Regions from separate parts of the Homo sapiens genome. Here region 1 is linked to region 2. Evidence: read pairs that join two places in POLR2A ChIA-PET (ENCODE). Cell type or tissue: Caco-2. All regions are shown on one strand. Each heading gives the region's core, and the rest is flanking DNA. Links, peaks and the distances in the headings are about the cores only.

The links. Peaks named below come from ENCODE experiments on the same cell type or tissue, not always from the same donor. Only the 100,000 strongest peaks of a DNase experiment are listed, where the experiment ranks them.
Region 1: POLR2A ChIA-PET joins it to region 2 with 6 read pairs; 3 of 35 experiments call an interaction of 5 or more read pairs at or near these places.

Annotation. Positions count from the first base shown.
Region 1 is chr15:76,587,359-76,591,747 of GRCh38, forward strand. All of the region lies in intron 22 of SCAPER (S-phase cyclin A associated protein in the ER), which reads right to left. Among named protein-coding and RNA genes, the nearest start is that of MIR3713, 2.9 kb to the left of the region's middle. In Caco-2, for the core only: no CTCF peak of the experiment used is centred there; a DNase peak (open chromatin) is centred at 1,933.
Region 2 is chr15:76,343,423-76,347,811 of GRCh38, forward strand. It overlaps LOC124903532, which reads right to left and starts at 2. Exons shown (of 1, transcript XM_047433420.1): 1 at 1-2. The coding sequence starts at 2. RefSeq lists an enhancer at 2,724-3,225 and a silencer at 3,233-3,402. In Caco-2, for the core only: no CTCF peak of the experiment used is centred there; a DNase peak (open chromatin) is centred at 2,529; H3K4me3 peaks cover 1,957 bases.

The DNA.
Region 1 (4,389 bases), core at 126-4,125, 240 kb after region 2:
AGTTCATTGAGGTGTGATCTTAGATTGTCTATTTGTGCTCTTTCAGACTTTTTGATGAAGGCATTTAAGACTATGAACAACTTTCCTCTTTGCTGTATCCCAGAGATTTTGATAGGCTGTGTCACTGTTATTGTTCAGTTCAAAGAATATTTAAATTTCCATCTTGATTTCATTGTTGACCCAATGATCATTCAGGAGCAGGTTATTTAATTTCCATGTATTTGCATGGTTTTGAAAATTCCTTTTGGAGTTGATATCCAATTTTATTCCACTGTGGTCTGACAGAGTACATGATATAATTTCAGTTTTCTTAAATTTATTGAGACTTGTTTTGTGGCCTATCATATGGTCTACATTGGATAAATTTCCATACAACTGATTAATAGAATGTATATTCTGTGGCTGTTGGGTAGAAATATCTGTTAAGTCCCTTTGTTCTAGGATATAGTTTAAATACATGGTTTCCTTGTTGACTTTCTGTCTTGATGACCTGCCTAGTGCTGTCAGTGGAGTACTGAAGTCCCCCACTATTACTGTGCTACTGTCTTTCTCATTTCTTTTTCTTTTCTTTTTTTTTTTTTAAGACAGAGTCTTGCTCTGTCGCCCAGGCTGCAGTGCAGTGGCACAATCTCAGCTCACTGCAAGCTCTGCCTCCCAGGTTCACACCATTCTCCTGCCTCAGCCTCCCGAGTAGCTGGGACTACAAGCGCCCACCACCATGCCTGGCTAATTTTTTGTATTTTTTAGTAGAGACGGGGTTTCACCGTGTTAGCCAGAATGGTCTTGATCTCCTGACCTCGTGATCTGCCTGCCTCAGCCTCCCAAAGTGCTGGGATTACAGGCGTGAGCCACCGCGCCCGGCCCTGTCTCTCTTATTTCTTAGGTAGCAGTAGTTGTTTTATAAATTTGGGAGCTCCAGTGTTAGGTGCATATATGTTTAGGATTGTGATATTTTCCTGTTGTACAACATCTTTCATCATTATATAATGTCCCTCTTTGTCTTTTTCAATCGCTGTTGCTTTGAAGTTTGCTTTGTCTGATATAAGAATAGCTACTCCTATTCGCTTTTGGTTTCCATTTGCATGGAATGTCTTTTTCTACCCCTTTACCTTAAGTTTATGTGAGTCCTTATGAGTTAGGTGAGTCTCTTGAAGTCAGCAGACGCTTGGTTAGTGAATTCTTACCCATTCTGCAATTCTGTATCTTTTGAGTGGAGCATTTAGGCCATTTACATTCAACGTGAGTATTGAGATGTGAGGTACTATCCCATTTGTTGTGCTGTTGGTTGCCTGTATAACTTGTTTGTCTTTAAATTGTATTTTTGTTTTATAGGTCCTGTGAGATTTACGCTTTAAAGAGGTTCTATTTTGATGTGTTTCTAGGATTTGCTTCAAGATTTAGAACTCCTTGGCCAGGTGTGGTGGCTAGTGTGATTTTTGGGGGGGGTGTTAAAGAACCTTGTTTTGCCATATTACCAGAATTGTTTTTCTGGTTCTTTTTCATTTGGGTAGGCTATGTCAGAGGGAAGATCTGGCACTCAAGGCTGCTGTTCAGATTCTTTTGTCCCATGGGCTGTTCCCTTGATGTAGTACTCTCCACCTTTTCCTAGGGATGTGGCTTCCCGAGAGCTGAACTGTAGTGATTGTTCTCTTCTGGATCTAGCCACACAGCAGGACTACCAGGCTCCAGGCTGGTACTGGGGGGTATCTGCACAGATATCTCTAATGTGAACTGTCTTCAGGTCTCCCAGCTGTGGAGATGGCAAGGGAATGAAATGGACTCTGTGAGGGTCCTTAGTTGCAGTCGTTTAATACACTAGTTTTGTGTTGTTTGGTCTCCTGCCAGGAGGTGGCATTTTCAAGAGAGGATCAGCTGTAGTAGTATAAGGGAGGATCTGGCGGTGGGTGGGGCCCAAGAACAGCTAACAGAATATGACCTTTGTCTTCAGCTACCAGGGTGGGTAGTGAAGAACCATCAGGTGAGGGCAGGGTTAGGCATGTCTAAGCTCAGATTCTCCTTGGGTGGGGCTTGCTGCGGCAATGGAGTTATGTTCCCAGGAGGATTATGGCTGCCTCTGCTGTGTCATACATGTTGTCAGGGAAGTGGGGAAAAGCTGACAGCCACAAGCCTTCCCCGGCTCCCATGCAACCCAAAAGGCTGGTGTCACTCCCACTGTGCCCCCTGCAACAGCACTAAGTTTGTTTCCAGGCAGTGGGCAAGCTCAGCTGAGAACATGCCCCAGGCTACCAGCCTCCCAGCTGAGAAAGCAAGGAGGGCTTTCACACCTCCTTGCCTGTTGAGTCTGCACACTGGATTCATGCTCTCCCTCAAGTTCTGGCCAGGAGACTTCGCGTTTGGTTGGAATTGTTACAAAGTTCTGCTGGAGGTTTCCTTCTCCCTGTGGTCTTTTCCCAGTTCCTCTGGCAGCCCTCTGGAAGGACCCCTGTGAGACAAGTCAAAAATGGCTTCCCTGGGGATGCAGAGAGCCCACAGGGTTTCTGCCGTGGCCTCCTCTACCCCTGTATTTCATGCTGCTCTCTAAATTGACTCAGCTCCAGGTAAGGTCAAATCCTTCTTCCACGATCTGGAACTTCAGGTTCCCCTGTGTGTGTTTGGGGGTGGACCATCCTCCTTTCCCACTTTCACAATTTGGGCACTCACAGTATTTGGACTGTCTCCCAGTGGATCGTAGGAGCAATCCACTTCCTTCAGAGGGTCTGTGGATTCTCTCGGCTTTGCTGGTATATTCCTGCAGTAGTTCTTGGAGCAAAAGTTCAACAGTGCAAGTCTCCACACACACTGCTCTGTCTGTCCAAGTGGGAACTGCAATTTAGTCCCGCCTCCTATCTGCCATTTTCGAGTGTGACTAGATAGAATGTTATAAGTTGGAAATGGAGGCTTGGATGAAAATTAAGTCTGATTTTTAACTCATGAACTAAAATACAAGTTTATATATTTGAATAAGCAGCCTATGAAAACATGGAAAATGTATTTTTTTCAATAGCATCCTATTTAAGGGAAAGAGAATGTCATAACTGTTGGCAGAGTGTAAATACACTATAAAAAATTACAAGGTTCTATTAAAATCAGAATGCACATAGACTTTGGCCCAAAAAATTTCATTTCTAAGCAAGACTGGGTACATAATTTGCATGGCTATTATTAAAAAGACAAAAAAACAGATGTTGATGGGGATGCAGAAAAAAGGGAATGCCTATATAATGTTGGTGGGAATGTAAATTAGCACAACCTCTATGGAAAACAGAATGAATATTTCTCAAAGAACTACAAATGGAACTGCCATTTGATCCAGCAATCCCACTACTGGATGTCTACCCCAAGGAAAAGAAATCATTTTATCAAAAAGATACCTGCACTTGTATGTTTATCACAGTTTATTCGATATAGGAAAGATATGGAATCAACCTAAGTGTCCATCAACAGATGACTGGATAAAGAAAATGTGATACATACACACAAGGAAATACTATTCAGTCATTTAAAAAATGAAATCATGTATGTTTGCAGCAACATGAGTGGAACTGAAGGCCATTATTTTAAGTGAAATAATTCAGAAACAGACAAATACTGCATCTTCTTTCTTCTAAGTGGGAGCTAAATAATGTGTACACATGGACATAGAGTGTGGACTGATAAACAATGAAGACTCATAACTGCAGGCGAGGTGGTGAATGATGAGAATGACTTAATGGGTATAATGTACATTTTATCAGTGATGGATACACTAAAAGCCCAGACTACACCACTATGAAATATATCTTTGTAACAAAGTTGCACTTGTACCTCAACCCTTAAATTTATACAAATTAAAAAAAAGAAAAAGAAAAATGCAGGGTCCTTCATTCAAATGTATTAACAATTTCAAGACAGCAATAGTCGACTTAAACCAGGGTGGAACCCTTCCGAGTGCAGGCTGCACGCCCAGGAGGACAGTTTGGTTTTCTGCCCTGCAAAATTACATATATACAATGTCATATAAATAAAGTTCTTGTCTGTGGCAATAACAAAAACAATGGAAAGGGGAAAAATATATGTGGACAACAATAGAGTAATTCTTGAATATATTACAGAATATTCTTTTAATATATCTACATATTTTTGAGACAGGGTCTCGCTCTGTTGCCCAGGTTGGAGTGCAGAGGTGCAATCATGGCTCACTACAGCCTCAACCTCTTGGGCTCAAGTGAGTCTCCCACCTCAGCTTTCTGAGTAGCTGGGATTACTGGCACATGTCACCATGTCTGGCTACTTTTTGCATTTTTTTTGTAGAATACTCAAACAATAGAATACTATGTATCACTACTAAAGTAAAAAAGTACACAAAATATTAACAGTAAAAAGCAAGTTGCCAATCAAAATATATATATA
Region 2 (4,389 bases), core at 136-4,135:
ATACACAAAAACAAAAAACCCCAAAAGAAAGAAAGAAAAAAAACCCACGGAGGCTCAGGTTTTACTCTTTACAAATATTTAACCCTTTGGCAGCCTGGGACAGTTCTTTTCCAAGACCAGCCTTCACTTAGTGGACTGAGGGAGCTTCCCGACTACCAGTTAGTCCACCGCTGTTGTAAGAACATCTGGCGTTGAGTTGTCGTTTCCCTGTCCCTCGAGTTAAGCGACCCACAAGCATATCCTTCTTTGTCCAAGGTTTGTTTTGAAAGTGGGCAACGCCCTAACTGGGTAGGGGATAGTTGCCATCTTAGCTTAGGTAGGGGCTGGCAAGGAAAACGTGTCTGGGGGGCCCTGTAGTCTTCAGATAGAAAAGTAGGTGCCTTCTGTTAGCCATGGCTGCTTGGATGGCCAAAGGCCACTGTGGGTTTTTCAGCAGCGCTTTTAGCAGAATTCCTTCACACTGCCCCCACCCCACTTGCAGATGATGGAAGGCTTGCTGGCAATTACTGAAAGAAAATGGGAGGTGGGAAAATGGAGCTGCATTTATATTTTACTTCCTGAATGTCAAGGTGATGCTGGCACAAATATTAAAGGGAACATTCCCCTTCTTTGGGATATAGGAAATGCTGCTGCAAACTTAGAGATAAGGGAAGAGATATGCAGAGTTAATGAGGACCAGCTTTACCTCTCAAGTGCCCAGAAATGGCTTTAATAATCAGGTCTGGGTTCTTTGAGGCTTCCTTTCTTTAACTTAGACCATTCCTTCCCAACAGAAATACAGATTTCTCCTTTTACCTTCTGGCTGGCCATTAGATAGGGGGCTAAAACTTCGAATAAATCTCACTGTCAAAAACTTTTGATTTATCCAGAATATTTGGGTTTTCTCATTTTTTTTAAAAAGGAAATAACAGGTTATTGAATAAAGAATTTCATTAATGGTTAATTAGCTCTGAATTTTTGCTTTTGACAGATTGCAGCGTTTTAACGCTATGAATGGAAACGTCTACATTAGTTATCTCAACATCTAATTAGTTATCTCTTTCCTCATCATCCATGAATCAAAAATCAAATTCCTCTTTTTGTTATTTATATGATTGTGTCTGTCTTTTTTGAATATTGGGAAGTTACCTAGATAAAAGTGGTTATTGTGTGTTAAGATTCCTGCATCTCTCTGTATCACTGTACAAAACATTACAAGCTTTTCTCTTCCATAGTTGCTACCCACCCAAAGGGGTGCATCGTTTTCTATGTGGGTTTCCAGGGAAAGGATTCAACTCTGAAGCCTTATTACAGTGGTCCCTAGTGAGGTGTCACATCTACGCTTGGTTAGTTACATTAATAAATATCAGTTTTACGGGTTCCCAAGTCATCTTTAAACATCTTTTGTAATACAGTAGGGATTTCCCCATAAATTAAATTACCTGTAACAATGACAAGTGTTGTATTTTATACTTACTGAACTTTTAATATGAGATACCCAATTGCATAGTAAAAAATTCAATAAAAGAGGCCATAGGTGGAAAGTGGGAGTTATTTAGCTAGATTCACTTTAGAATACGATTTTCTCAGAAGACTTAACTATTAATTTGGATAGCTCTATGCAATTGAGGAAGGAAAGGGATTCCCAGAGATAGACAGTTTATGGCTATAAGTTTTTACACAAAATTTAATACATATTGAAAGACTGCATAATTCTGGGAAATTCAGAGTCCCTGTGGCAGTATTCCCAACAAACTTTAATATTTAATGGATTGTGGAACAGAAATCAGGCTTTGTGTTTTGAATATGGAATAACAAAGCTCAATTTTGTCAGAGCTGCCAATACAGGGTTTAAATGGATATTGTCTAAGATTGTTCTCTAGAAAATTTGAGGTTCTACCTCTTCTGCCTAGGGGAGGACACAGATGGCCACACATTTAGTTAGCTGTGCTTTCTCATGGGTGTTCACCAAAGAGAGTAAGAGAATTAGCCAAATAGCAGCATGCTAGAGAGAGAAACAATGGATGAATATTTGCAGAGAAGTTCCCAGGGGAGTGGTGATAAAAGCAGGAAATTCAGAGTTTATGAAGCTGATGCGGGAAAGATTAGAGGCTTTTAAATCGGGGTCTGATTGATGTAAAAGTAAACTTTCTTGAAAATACTGGGATTCAGTGCAGTAATGAGGATTGTGTGGCCAAGTACAGACTAGCACCTTGTTGATGGAGACTGTGCATGAAAGATGCAGATGAATAGAGCTAGATTGAGAGTAGTAATGAGAGCAAGAAAGGGCACAAGGAAATACTCCATTGGGATCCAGATGTGGAGTTGGGTAGGGAGCGGCTCAATGTATACAACACATTTGGGGCCCCAGCAACAATCCAGCCAGAGAGGCGGGAGTGCAAGGTGAATCCAGCCATCCGCCTCGGTACCTCCTGGTCCGGAAGGTCAGAGCCAGCGGGGGAGTGGGTCAAGGCGTAAGCCCAGGGGCCGGCAGGAGCTCAGGAAGGCCGGTTCCCCGTTGGGAAAGAGCGTGTTTAAGTTAAGGCGTGGTTTGAGAGTAGCTAACCAGAGATCAGGTCAGCTGTTAGGGCGTGGGGGAGGGAGGGGGCAGGGAGCAGGGACGAGGAAGTGGAAGAATAGGGGATTGTGAGGAGTGATTTCTTTCCAGATTATCGAGACTCAAGACTTTCCAGAACGTGGCAAAGAGCCCTGGAAGAAATGTCCCAGGAACGCCGCGGTCAGGACCGAGGCTCCCCGGGGCCAGGTTCAGGGTTCGAGGTCCCAGCCTCGCAACTGCTGGCGTCTGGAGGGCGGGAGAGTGGCCGGGCCCGAAGCTGCGGCTCCGACGTACAGTTGCGAGTCTGGGGCGGTGGGCCCCGCAGAGCTCCGGGGGAAGGGAGCCGCCGCCGCTGCGGGGAATTGGCTTGGGCAACGCCGCTGAGTGTTCAAACGTCGCTGCTCCCGGGCCTTGGGCAGCCTCTCCTACCTGACCCAAATTCTGGGCTGCAAAGCCCGGGCGAAGTTGTCGCTTTCACTCCGAATACGCCCAGTCGCACCGTCAACTTCATAGGCTGGGCCCGGCAGAGGCCTTTCGCCTCCGCCCAGCGGTCTCCGCTGCGGCCCCTCAGCCTCTGGAGAGCCGGGGGGCGGCCCTCGCCCCGGCAGAAAGCAACCTGTGGCGGCACTGCGTCCCCGCGAGCTACAACCAGACGCGGCCGCGCTCACCTGGGCGTTGCGCTCCCCCGAGCCCCGGAGAGTTTAGAAGCCGTAAAAGCCCGGGGAGCTGGAGCTTAAATCGCCCGGACCGGGCCGGGGCGCCCGAAAGCAGTGAACTCGAGACCCCCAGGAACCGCGTGCGCCGGGAGGCACCGGGACGCTCCCGGGCCCGAGCCGCGCAGGCTCCCGGCTGGGTGGGGCCTGGGTTTGCTTCTTACGCCTCCTCCTCTCCGGGACGAGGGGGCAATGAGACCGTTCAATTAAATGTTTAATTGAGAATTCTGGTATGGTTTCTGGGAGGTTAGTCACAGCTGTCTCAATTATTTATGGCTTTTGGCAAATTTCCGACCAGATAAGTATATTCTATTGTGAAGCATCTTGCAGGAAATCTTATAAATACTTGATGATTCCTTTCAGCTGCAAGGATCCTGCGTCCGAGAGCGCGGGGCCAGCGAGCTTTGGGAACTCCTATCCCTAGTGTGGAAGGAGCCTGCGGCCGACACTTGCCTCCGTACCCCGGGGCCGCTCGCTGGGCCCGCGGCAGCCCCCGCCTGGGAGGAGCATTGGGGGCGCCAGGGGCTACCCCTCGGTCTCGCAGGCGCGGAACTCAGCCCGGCCCTGCGGCTCCGGGAGTTGCTGAGCACTCGCGGCCAGCGGCTGGAGTCCTGGGTCCCGCTCTCTGGTGCCCGGCGGCGGAGTCGCCACGCGAGGCTGGAGGGGTGGCCCTAAAGCCCGTCCCTCTGGCTTGGAGCTGCGGGTCCCCGCCCTCGAGCCGGAGCGCCGCGCTGGACACCCGCGGGGTGGGGGCTCGGCTGGGCTGAGCCACGGAGACGCCAGGGTCCCGCGGTGGCGGGGGCGCCGATCGCACTTGGAGGAGCTTTTTTTTTTTTAATCATACCTTTTAATTTTCTGTTTGCAAAGAAGTAAAAAATAGCAAATATGTAACCCGGCAGCTCTGTGAGGCTCCAAAAAGAAGGGTCCAGAACACTAGGTGGGTAAGTTTGCTTTTGAAAAACATACAACTTCTGTATTTTCCAGTCCCTCCCCGCCCCGCAGTGTCGAGTCGAATACATTTTCAGATCTTTTTCCCCAACCGGATCTTTTTTCTTGGTAATGTTTGATCAGTATCTGACAGAAATTACTACTGATGTCACTCAGTGAACGGCTTAGCACTGACCATCGGCTTAGTGAAGA